Linked DNA regions of Homo sapiens: region 1 is linked to region 2. Evidence: read pairs that join two places in POLR2A ChIA-PET (ENCODE). Cell type or tissue: K562. All regions are shown on one strand. Each heading gives the region's core, and the rest is flanking DNA. Links, peaks and the distances in the headings are about the cores only.

Evidence for each region. ChIA-PET counts read pairs that join two places held together with the same protein. Peaks named below come from ENCODE experiments on the same cell type or tissue, not always from the same donor. Only the 100,000 strongest peaks of a DNase experiment are listed, where the experiment ranks them.
Region 1: POLR2A ChIA-PET joins it to region 2 with 5 read pairs; 2 of 35 experiments call an interaction of 5 or more read pairs at or near these places.

Annotation. Positions count from the first base shown.
Region 1 is chr6:27,656,071-27,661,845 of GRCh38, reverse strand. No RefSeq gene overlaps it. Among named protein-coding and RNA genes, the nearest start is that of TRV-AAC3-1, 8.0 kb to the right of the region's middle. In K562, for the core only: no CTCF peak of the experiment used is centred there; no DNase peak of the experiment used is centred there.
Region 2 is chr6:27,277,395-27,283,169 of GRCh38, reverse strand. It overlaps TRV-CAC2-1 (tRNA-Val (anticodon CAC) 2-1), which reads left to right and starts at 2,828; the gene lies at 2,828-2,900. RefSeq lists a silencer at 3,478-3,704. In K562, for the core only: no CTCF peak of the experiment used is centred there; DNase peaks (open chromatin) are centred at 2,529, 2,919, 3,349 and 3,559; H3K4me3 peaks cover 2,207 bases.

The DNA.
Region 1 (5,775 bases), core at 1,099-5,098, 380 kb before region 2:
TCCTCCCACCTTGGCCTCCCAAAGTGCTGGCTTTTGAAATTACAGGCTTGAGCCACCATGCCAGGCCATGTTTACCTTTTTAAATAAACTTTATATTTTAGACCATTTTTAGATGTATATAAAAATTGTGCAGAAAATACAGAATTCCCATATAATCCCTTCCCTAACTTCATTTTGAGCTAGTGTGCAAAGTGTTTTTAACATTAACATCTTGCATTAATGTGGTACAGTGGTTACAATGAATGAATCAATATTAATACAATATCGACCAGGCACAGTGGCTCATGCCTGTAATCCCAGCACGTTGGGAGGCCAAGGTGGGCGGAGTTTGAGACCAGCCTGGCCAACATGGAGGAACCCGTCTCTATTGAAAAAACAAAAATTAGCTGGGCGTGGTGGCCGGTGCCTATAATCCCAGCTACTCGGGAGGCTGAGGCAGGAGAATTGCTTGAACCCGGGAGGCAGAGGTTGCAGTGAGCCGAGATCGTGCCACTGTATTCCAGCCTGGGCAACAGAGCAAGACTCCGTCTTGAAAATAAAAGACAAAAAACAAACAAACAAAATATGCACGTAGCTAGGCGCCGTGGCTCACGCCTGTAATCCCAGCACTTGGGGAGGCCGAGGCGGGCGGATCACCTGAGGTCGGGAGTTCGAGACCAACCTGACCAACATGGTGAAACCCCGTCTCTACTAAAAATACAAAAACTAGCTGGGCGCGGTGGTGGGCGCCTGTAATCCCAGCTACTAGGGAGGCTGAGACATGAGAATAGCTTGAACCCGGGAGGTGGAGGTTGCAGTGAGCCGAGATCGTGCCATTGCACTCTAGCCTGGGCAACAGAGACTCTGTCTCAAAAACAACAACAACAACAACAAAATACAAAATAAAAAAAATGCATGTAAAGTTCCTCTATGTCTTTTAATGACTTTATAGCTGATTTCTTTTTGTCATTGAACAATATTTCATTGTATGGATATACCACAGTTTGTTCATCTATTCACCTATTGAAGGACAGCTTGGTTGCTTCCAAGTTTTGAAAATTATGAATAAAGTTGTTATAAACACTCATGTGCAGGTTTTTTGTGGACTTAAGCTCTTTAATTCTTTGGGTAAATATTAAGGAGTGCAATTGCTGAATGTTATGGTAAAAGTATATTTAGCTTTTAAAGAAACTGCCAAATTGTCTTTCAAAGAGATGGTACAATTTTGCATTTCCACCAGCAATGAATGAGAGTTGGTGTCGCTCCACATCCTCATCAGCATTTGGTGTTGTCAGTGTTCTGGATTTCGGCCATTTTAATAGGTATGTTGTGTTATCTCATTTTTTTAAAATTTGAATTTCCCTAAACATATGCTGTGGACCATCTTTTCATATGCATATTAATCATCTGTATATCTTCTTTGGTGAAGTGACTGTTAAGGTCTTTGGCCATTTTTTCATGGGGTTGTTTGTGTTCTTACTGATGAGTTTTAAGAGCTCTTTGTGTATTTTGAATAACAGTACTTTATCCGATAGGTCTTTTGCATGTATTTTCTCTCAGTCTGCAGCTTGTATTTTCATTGTCTTGGTGTTATAGTGTTTTTGATCACTAGCATGTCTTTTTGGTTCTTTCTTAGAATTTCCATCTCTCTGCTTACATTGCCCATGTGTTCTTGTATGCTGTCATCTTATTCTTAGCATCTTAATCAGTTGTTTCAAATTCCTGGTTTGAGAATTCCAACATCCCTGTCATATCCGAGTCTGGTTCTGATGTTTGCTCTCTCTCTTTAAACTGTGTATTTTGTCTTTTTTTATATCTTATGTTTTTCTTGATAGCAGGACATGCTGTGCTGGATAAAATGAGCTGCTATAAGCAGGCCTTTAGTAATGTGGTGGCAAAGTGTGGAGGGAGAAAAGCATTCTGTAGTCCCACAAGTAGGTCTCAGTCTATTAGTGAGCCTGTATCAGTGGACTGTGAGCTTTAAACATGCTTTTTAGGTTTTTCCCCACTTTCGGTGGTACTGGATGGCTAGAGTGGGCTGGAGTTGGTTATTTCCCTTCCCGCAGATCCATCGGGCTCTTGATAAAACCCCAGCAGGTTAGATCGAGATTAAATGGTTTCTTCTGAGGGCAGACCTTGTTAAGAACAGAATGGGCCGGGCGCGGTGGCTCAAGCCTGTAATCCCAGCGCTTTGGGAGGCCGAGGCAGGTGGATCACCTGAGATCAGGAGTTCAAGATCAGCTTGGCCAACATGGCGAAACCCCGTCTCTACTAAAGATACAAAAATCAGCCGGGCGTGGTGGCAGGCGCCTGTGATCCCAGCTGCTCAGGAGGCTGAGGCAGAGAGAACTGCTTAAAACCCAGGAGGCGGAGGTTGCAGTAAGCTGAGATCGCGCCGCTGCACGCCAGTCTGGGCGATAGAGCGAGACTCCGTCCTAAAAAAAAAAAAAAAAAAAAAAAAAAGAACAGAATGATCTGGCCTGTTGCAAACTGGTTCTTGCCCTACCCGCTACCAGAGGAGATTTTTCTCCCTCATTGTGAGAACTTGGTTGAGCTCCTGAGATAAAATTCACAAATTTGTAGCTGGAGGTTTTTCCCTGAGATTTGTCCACAGAAAGCCTCAAGCAGTTTCTTAATTACAGCTCAGGTGTCCCTCCTCTAGCACTGATTCAGGTGGAGGATTTTGCTCTTTGGGTTTCCGGTCTGGTAAGTTGTAGTACTCCGTATTTGCCTTTCTGTCTCTCCAATTTTGGGGGCAGTGGTTTGCCCTGTGACCTCACAGGAAGTATGGAAAACCTTCAGCCATGAGTGTGGATTTTCCTATTTTTAGTTCCATCGTGGTTTTGTTGTTTTCTTTTTTTCTTTCTTTTTTTTTTTTTTTTGAGACGGAGTCTTACTCTGTTGCCCAGGCTGGAGTGCAGTAGCGCGGTCTCGGCTCACTGCTAGCTCCGCCTCCCGGGTTCACGCCATTCTCCTGCCTCAGCCTCCTGAGTAGCTGGGACTACAGGTGCCCGTCACCACGCCCGGCTAATTTTTTGTATTTTTAGTAGAGACGGGGGTTTCACCGTGTTAGCCAGGATGGTCTCAATCTCCTGACCTCATGATCCGCCCGCCTCGGCCTCCCAAAGTGCTGGGATTACAGGCGTGAGCCACCGTGCCCAGCCTGTTTTTCTTTTCACTATTTAGTTCCTGTGAACCATCAGGTCATCTTAACTTTTAATTTTGAAATTATTATAGATTAACAAGGAGTTACAAAGAAAGTAGAGAACTCCCCTGTACCCTTAACCCAGTTTCCTACAATGATTACTTCTTTTTTTTTTTTTTTTTTTTTTTTTGAGACGGAGTCTCGCTCTGTCGCCCAGGAGGGAGTCCAGTGGCGTGATCTCGGCTCACTGCAACCTCCCCTCTTGGGTTCAAGCGATTCTCCTGCCTCAGGCTCCGGAGTAGCTGGGATTACGGGCACCCACCAGCACACCAGGCTAATTTTTGTATTTTAAGTAGAGACAAGGTTTCGCCATGTTGGCCTAGCTAATCTTAAATTCCTGACCTCAGGTGATCCACCCATCTCAGCCTCCCAAAGTGCTGGGATTACATGGGTGAGCCACTCAATGTGCCAGCCCAATGGTTACTTCTTATATAACACAATATCGAACACAGGAATTTAATATTGGTATGACATGTGTGTATGGTTCTAAATCATTTTTATCACATGTGTAGGTTTGTGTACCTAACACTGGAAACAAGACACTAAAACAATTCCAGCACCATAAATATCTCCCTGTTAATGCCACCCCTTAATTAGTCATACCAACTTACCTCTCCTCTTAACAAAAATTCTTTTTTTTTTTTTTGTTTAAGATAGAGTCTCGCTCTGTCACCCAGGCTGGAGTGCAATCTCGGCTCACTGCAACCTCTGCCTCCCGCGTTCAAGTGATTCTCCTGCCTCTGCCTCTGCCTCCCGAGTAGCTGGGATTACAGGTGTCAGTTGCCAGGCCTGGCTACTTTTTCTATTTTTAGTAGAGATGAGGTTTCACCATGTTGGCTAGGCTGGTCTCAAACTCCTGACTTCAAGTGATCCTCTCGCCTCGGCCTCCCACAGTTCTCGGATTACAGACGTAAGCCACTGTGCCCGGCCTTGACAAAAATTCTACCATTCTTTTTTGTTTTGAGAATGTTATAGAAATAGAATCATATAATAGATGACCTTTAAAGATTGGCCTTTTCCACAGCCTAGTTCCCTCAAGATCCGTCCAACTCATGATATCAATAGCTCCTGACTTTTTATTGTTGAGTATTCCATGGTATGGATGGACAACTGTTTATTTAACCATTCACATACTGAAAGACATTTTGATGCTTTCCAGTGTTTTGCTATTACAAATAAAGCTGCTATTAACAATTGTATACAGATTTTTGTGTGGACATAAGTTTTCACATCATTTTTGGTCTATATATTTTGAAACCATGTTATTGGATGCATACACATTTAGAATGTTTATGTTTCTCTTTTATAAAATGTCTCCTATTACTATAAAATGCATACCTTATTGTTATGAAATATCTCTGTGGTAATGCTTCTTGTCTTAAATTCTACATTTTAAAAAATGTTGGCCGGATGTGGTGGCTCACACCTATAATCCCACTTTGGATTATAGGTGTGATCCTATAACTTGGGGAGGTGGAGGCAGGAGGACCACTTGATGTCAGGAATTTGAAACCCAGCTGGCCAACATGGTGAAACCCTGTCTCTACTAAAAATACAAAAATTAGCTGGGCATGGTGGTGCACGCCTGGAATCCCAGCTACTCTGGAGGCTGAGGCAGGAGAATCGCTTGAACCTGGGAGATGGAAGTTGCAGTGAGCTGAGATCATGCCACTAAACTCCAGTATGGGTGACGGTGTGAGACTCCATCTCAAAAAATAAATAAATAAAAATAAACAAACAAATAGTAAAGTTAATATAGCCACACCAGGTAAAAAACTAAACATAGGATTAGCTTTTGTTTTGTATATTTTTAACATTTCTCTTCTAGATCACTTACTTTATATCCTTATGCATATTTTCCCCCATGGCATTTTTTAAATTGTGGTAAAACATGCATAATATAAAATTTGCCATTTTTATCATTTTAAGAGTACATTTTGGTAAAATTAAATAAATTCAGTGTGGTGGAACCATCACCATCATCCATCTCCAGAACTTTTTTAGCATCCCAAACTGAAACTCTATAACCATTAAACAAAAACTCCCCATCTGCTCCCCTTCAGCCCTTGGTACCCATTGTCTATCTCTATAAATTTTGCTTGTGCTTTTATGTATCTAATAGAAGTGGATTATACAATACTTGTCCTGTTTGGCTTTTTTCACTTAGTTTAATGTCCTCAAAGTTCATTCACGTCATGGTATTTATGAGAATTTCATTTTTTCTAAGGCTTAAGTATATCCCATTGCATGTATATATCACACATTTATCTGTCAATGGACATTGGGTTAAATCTATCTTTTTTGGGGGGGAGGGGATGAAAAGGTCTCACACTGTCACCAGGCTGGAGTGCAATGGCAGCTAATTTTAAATTTTTTTTGTAGAAGTAGCGGTCTTGCATTTTGCCCAATCCTGTCTTGAACTCCTTGCCTCAAGGGTTCCTTCAGCCTCAGCCTCCCAAACTGCTGGAATTACAGATGTGACCCAGCATGCCCAGCCCCATCTTTTGACTATTGTGAATAATGCTGCTGGGAACAACTGGCGTGCAAGTATCTGAGCTTTTGCTTTCTTTTTTTTTTTTTTTTTTTTTTTG
Region 2 (5,775 bases), core at 728-4,727:
GCTTGTCTGATTCACTGTAGCTTTCCGAATACCCGTGAAACCATTACATCTGAGAAGTATGCTCAGCAACTCAATGAGATACATCGAAAACTGCAATGCCTGCAGCCAGCATTGGTTAACAGGAAGGGCCCAATTCTTCACAACAACGTTGACTCGACTGCACGTCGCACAAATAACGCTTCTGAAGTTGAGCGAATTGGGCTACGAAGATTTTCCTAATCCATCATATTCATCTGACCTCTCACCAATCGACTACCACTTCTTCAAACATCTCCACAACTTTTTGCAGGTAAAACGCTTCCACAACGAGGGGATGCAAGCATTTTCTGTCCAATCCCGAAGCACAGATTTTTACCCTCCAGGAATAAACAAACTTATTTCTTGTTGGCAAAAATGTGTTGATTGTAATGGTTCCTATTTTGATTAATAAAGATGTGTTTGAGCCTAGTTATAATGATTTAAAAATTCATGGTCCGAAACTGCAACTACTTTTGCACCAACCTAAATGTTAATTTTAACGAATTGAAAGTATGAAGGAAGAAACACACTGTGGATAAAAATATACTAAAAAGAAAAACATATTAAAAGTTATTAGGTTTGAGTATATCCAAAGAATCCTCCTTTCATTCTGCTATGGATTGCTGCACAGAAGAGAAAGTTTTTTGGGGTGTACTGGTTAGCACATCTGCCTACAAGAAAGGGGTCTCAGATTTGAAACTGATTAAAGCCATAGCTTTTCCAAAAAGATTTCTCACTTTATCGAGAAATACAAATATTCACATTCTCTAAATGCCAAAGTCTTCCCGTTCTCTCTGTTGTTCCAAACTTAAATATGAAAAGTTTTCCCAGTTCTTCTGGAAAAAGGACTCTGCCAGATTGGGTCTAGGCCATTTTGTCATTTAGGCAAAAGGTGCTGTTAAGTCTACATATTACCATTATACACACACACACACACACACACACACACACACACTCTGTGATCCTTCTCTGAAAACACTTATATGTTTTGAGGTGTTAATTTTGCCCACTTTGAAAACTAAAATAGGTAAACAATTTGTCAAAAGATAACATGTGTGTTTTAAATTTATATGGTTAATAAATCAGTTCCTACATTCCAACATTTAATGTCAATTATGATTTATGGAGTAACTTTATTAAATTTGTGCCTCCTTTCACCTTTACTGTTTGTTTTTGCACACTTTTAACTGCTGCATGATTTATCACACATTTTGGCCAAGATTCTTCCCCTTAGTGAGTTATGTCTTTATTCACAGTAGGAGGAAAACGTGATTCTACAGAAAAATGTATTTTCATGTATTTTATGATATTAAAATAATAGAGTGACATTAAATTTTAATTAAATAATATTTTATAATGTGACATATTATAAATTATTATAATAATAAATAATATAAGTAATAAATAATATTTAATATTAAATATTATTTTTAATAAATAATAAATAAATAATGAATAATTATGACATTAAAAATAATAGAGTACTCATTACTAATCCATGCACACATCAGTACACAATATAAATATATAAGAAAATACAATGAAACTGAAACTATGGTAGATTAACAGACTGCAAAAATTAGTGATGAGCTCACAAGTACACCAATAAAAATGTACACACCCATGATAAATTGGAAATGATACTTCCAAGGCACAGGGAAGCTAAACGCATTTCTCTATCCATTCATCCATTGGTGAACACAAGAATTCCATATCTTGGCTGGGCGCCGTTGCTCACGCCTGCAATCCCAGCACTTTGGGAGGCCGAGGAGAGCCCAGAAGTTCAAGACCAGCCTGGGCAACATGGTGAAAACGCGCCCCTACTAAAAATACAAAAAAAAAAAAAAATCAGCGGGGTATATTGGCATAGGCTTGTAATCCCAGCTACTCGGGAGACTGAGGCACAAGAATCGTTTGAGCCCGGGAGACAGAGGTTGCAGTGAGTCAAAATCGCACCCTGGGCGACAGAGAGAGATTCTGTGCCACCAAAAAAAAAAAAAAAGAAGAATTCCATATCTTGGTGGTATGCAGATAATCTCTTGGACATACTGATTTCACTTCCTTTAGCTATATACCCACTAGAGAGTTTGCTGGATCATATGGTATCTCTATTTTTAATTTTTTGAGGAACCACAATACTGTTTTCCATAATAAATGTTATTAGTTCTTTAAATAGTTGGTAGAATTCACTAGAGACGCTACAGGTCCTGGGCTTTTCTTTGATGGGAGATGTTTTTATTGCTGATTCAATTTCCTTATCTACTATTGGTATGTTCATATTTTCTGTGTCTTCATGATTCAGGCTTGGTAGGTTGTGTATGTCTAGGAATTTTTTTTTCATTTTTCCCAGTCCTTATCCTGCCTGGCAGACAACTGGACACACTCGACTCCCGGGCCCTCAGTTTCTTCCCTTCGAGCACCGCCCAGCACAAAGAGCGGGCCGTTTCCAGGGTTCAATCCGCTGCCTCCCGGCTATTTTCTTGTGGTAATTTTCTGCCTCCCAAGAGATGGAGATCACAGAGCCTTCTGCTGTTGGAGAAAGCCTAACAGAGGGAGTACTTTAAAAAAAATGTCCTCTACTGGGGGGCTGTGTAAAATTTCTGTGCTGTGTTTGAAAAGAAAATTTTCCCCAAGTCGCAGTATTTTCTTTGTATGACTCGTGAACTCCGATATTACTGATTTTAATAAATAGGAAAGCTTATCAACCTTGATAATTTCCTGAAAGAAAAGATCAATTCGATGTTACCAAATCTGGGATATCCAGAAAAATTTTCTTCTTCTCCTAGGAGAAAAACTATCAAATGTCAGGGCTTCTGTAGTGTAGTGGTTATCACGTTCGCCTCACACGCGAAAGGTCCCCGGTTCGAAACCGGGCAGAAGCAACCTGTATTTTTGAGGAATCCTTAGCTGAATTTCTCAGTGCACGTTTTTAGAATTGCACCCCCGCACCATCTTTAGCCGTTTAGGAGAGAAGGTTCTCCTTGTCACCTGTGGTGTGCATATAAACCGAAGTACACCTGCCGCCTTTCTCCCACCAGAGCCCTTCCTGTTTTCGACAAGGAAAAAGCCCTCTTCAAAGCCAAGTGTCCGTGGCTACTCGGGTGGACATGAACAGACCCGAGCAATTTTTTGCCGAACAAATTATTATTATTATAATTGATGCTCTCATCGCCTGATCCCCACAAAGACCTCAAGGACTTGGTTCGCAGGCAACTTGAACGATCTTTCCGCTCAGGAACATTTTTCCTGGAGGGTCAAGGCGAGGCCGAGACTTTGCCGAAAGCCACCCTTTCCGGGAGCACTGGGCCAGAACCGCCCCTCCAGGTGCAGGCTGGGCTCCAGTCGCTCACTCGCTGCTCGTAAGCCTCGCTCCATGGGATCATCACAAGGTTCCACTGAGACTCAGGACGCTACAGGAAGATTTGGAGTGGGATTAGGGTGTTTTCCTGTGTGTACATGTACTGAGGTCCTCGAAAGGAACCTGGGCTGGCAGATGTTCTTGCTGAGCTTTCCTCCCTACCGGGACTCAGAGTCCAGCTCGGAGATTACTGCACTCAGGCCAAGGCCAGCCCCTGTGGGTAAATGGAGCCTGCCGGCTCTAGATATATGGAACCGTTTGCGGACTTTTTTTTTTTTTTTTTTTTTTTTGAGGTATAGAAGGAGCCAAACAGCCACTTGCCTCTTTTACGATTTAGTCACGAAGAGATCAACCAGAATCCTAGAAAAGTTATTCCCAGGTGGGATGAATTCATTATATGAAGGAAGCGGCTCTGAGTAGAGCAAGTGGTAGACTGTAATGGATATGATGGTGTTCTACCTAGAACCCAATGGTTTTCTACATTGCCCAATGTTTTGTGGAGCAAGGTACTCAGACACCCAACATCCTGGAGTGCTGTTTGCTGCTAACTCAAAGCTCAGCTCTTCCCAGGAATTGTTCTAAGCTAAAAAGCTACCCTGTTTAAGGTTATATCTTTTCTCTGGGATCAGCCTACATCTAAAGCCACGTCTATGAGTGGGTACAATGACCCAGCTCCTTTTCCCCAATTCAGGACATTTCTAAAGGATCATTGTAGCTCCAGAGCTCCCCATGGGAATGGTTGAGTCCTCTTTTGTATATCATTCCTGGATACACAATAGACTTCCTTCATGAAAACTATATCCTGGAGTCTGTTTCTCATAGAATACAATAACCTAATGCAATCTTTTTTTTTTTTTTTTTTTTTTTTTTGAGACGAAGTCTCGCTCTGTCGCCCAGGCTGGAGTGCAGTGGCTCGATCTCGGCTCACTGCAAGCTCTGCCTCCCGGGTTCACGCCAGTCTCCTGCCTCAGCCTCCCGAGTAGCTGGGACTACAGGCGCCTGCCACCACGCCTACCTAATTTTTTGTATTTTTAGTAGAGACGGGGTTTCACCATGTTAGCCAGGATGGTCTCAATCTCCTGACCTCGTGATCAGCCCGCCTCGGCCTCCCAAAGTGCTGGGATTACAGGCGTGAGCCACCGCGCCCGGCTAATGCAATCTGAATATAAAACCGAATATAGTCCCCTATAGTCTATTTACAAAAGACCTACTAAAAGCAGTATTTTAAAGCATGTATCAGATTTGCCTCTCCTAAAATCAGAATTATACAATAGCTTCCCGTTCTACTTGAATTAAAGCCAAATTCCTAAGATCTCCTACAAGATCCTATATACTCCGATCCTTCATTTCTCTCTGATCTCATCTCTATTACTGTCTCCCTCTCTTGTACTCTGGCCACATGAACCCTTTTACTGTTCCTCAAACATTCCATGCAAGTACCCACCTTTAGACTTTTATAGTGGTTGTACTCTGCTTGTGACACCTCACATGTCAGGTGGCTTGATTGCTCCTTTTCTTCCAGTCACAATCTTATTAAGGCTATACTAACAACTCTAGCTTTCCAACCTACTCTCATCACTCCAGTTCTTCCTACCTGCCTCTATTTACCAATCACATTTAACACCTTCTTACACATTTTATAATTCACATTTTTATTATGTTTGTTATTTATATCTGTTTCCATACTCTATGAGGGCAGATATTTCATTGGCCCGGTACTAGTGATGTGTTGCTATAGTTCCCTGATGCCTGTCAAGTGTCTAGAACTGGACCTGTGCGGTTGTTACACAAAGTTAAAGAGATCTTTTTAAAACGTGAATCTGGCTGGGCGCGGTGGCTCTCACCTGTAATCCCGGCACTTTGGGAGGCCGAGGCGGGTGGAACATTTGAGGTCAGGAGTTCCAGACCAGTCTGGCCAACATGGCGAAATTCCGTCTCTACTAAAAATACGAAAAAAAAAAAAATGGCTGAGTGTGGTGGCGCATGCCTGTAATCCCAGCTACTGAGGAGCCTGAGGCAGGAGAATCGCTTGAACCCGGGAGGTGGAGGTTGCAGTGAGCTGAGATCGCTCCACTGTACTCCAGCCTGGGAGACAGAGTCAGACTCCGTCTCAAAAATAAATAATAAACAAATTTTAAAAATGTGAATCCGTCCATGTGACTTTTCTGCCTAAAATCCTTGCATAGTTTCCCATTGTTGTTAAGACCAATTCAAAAATCCTTAACTTGGCCTATAGTGATCATAGTTCTTAGTTTAGACTTAATGTAGATCAATTAACACCTGATAATTCCTTTTTTATTTTTATTTATTTATTTTAGACGGAGTCCTGCTCTGTCGCCCAGGCTAGAGTGCAGTGGCGCTATCTTGGCTCACTGCAAGCTCCGCCTCCCAGGTTCACG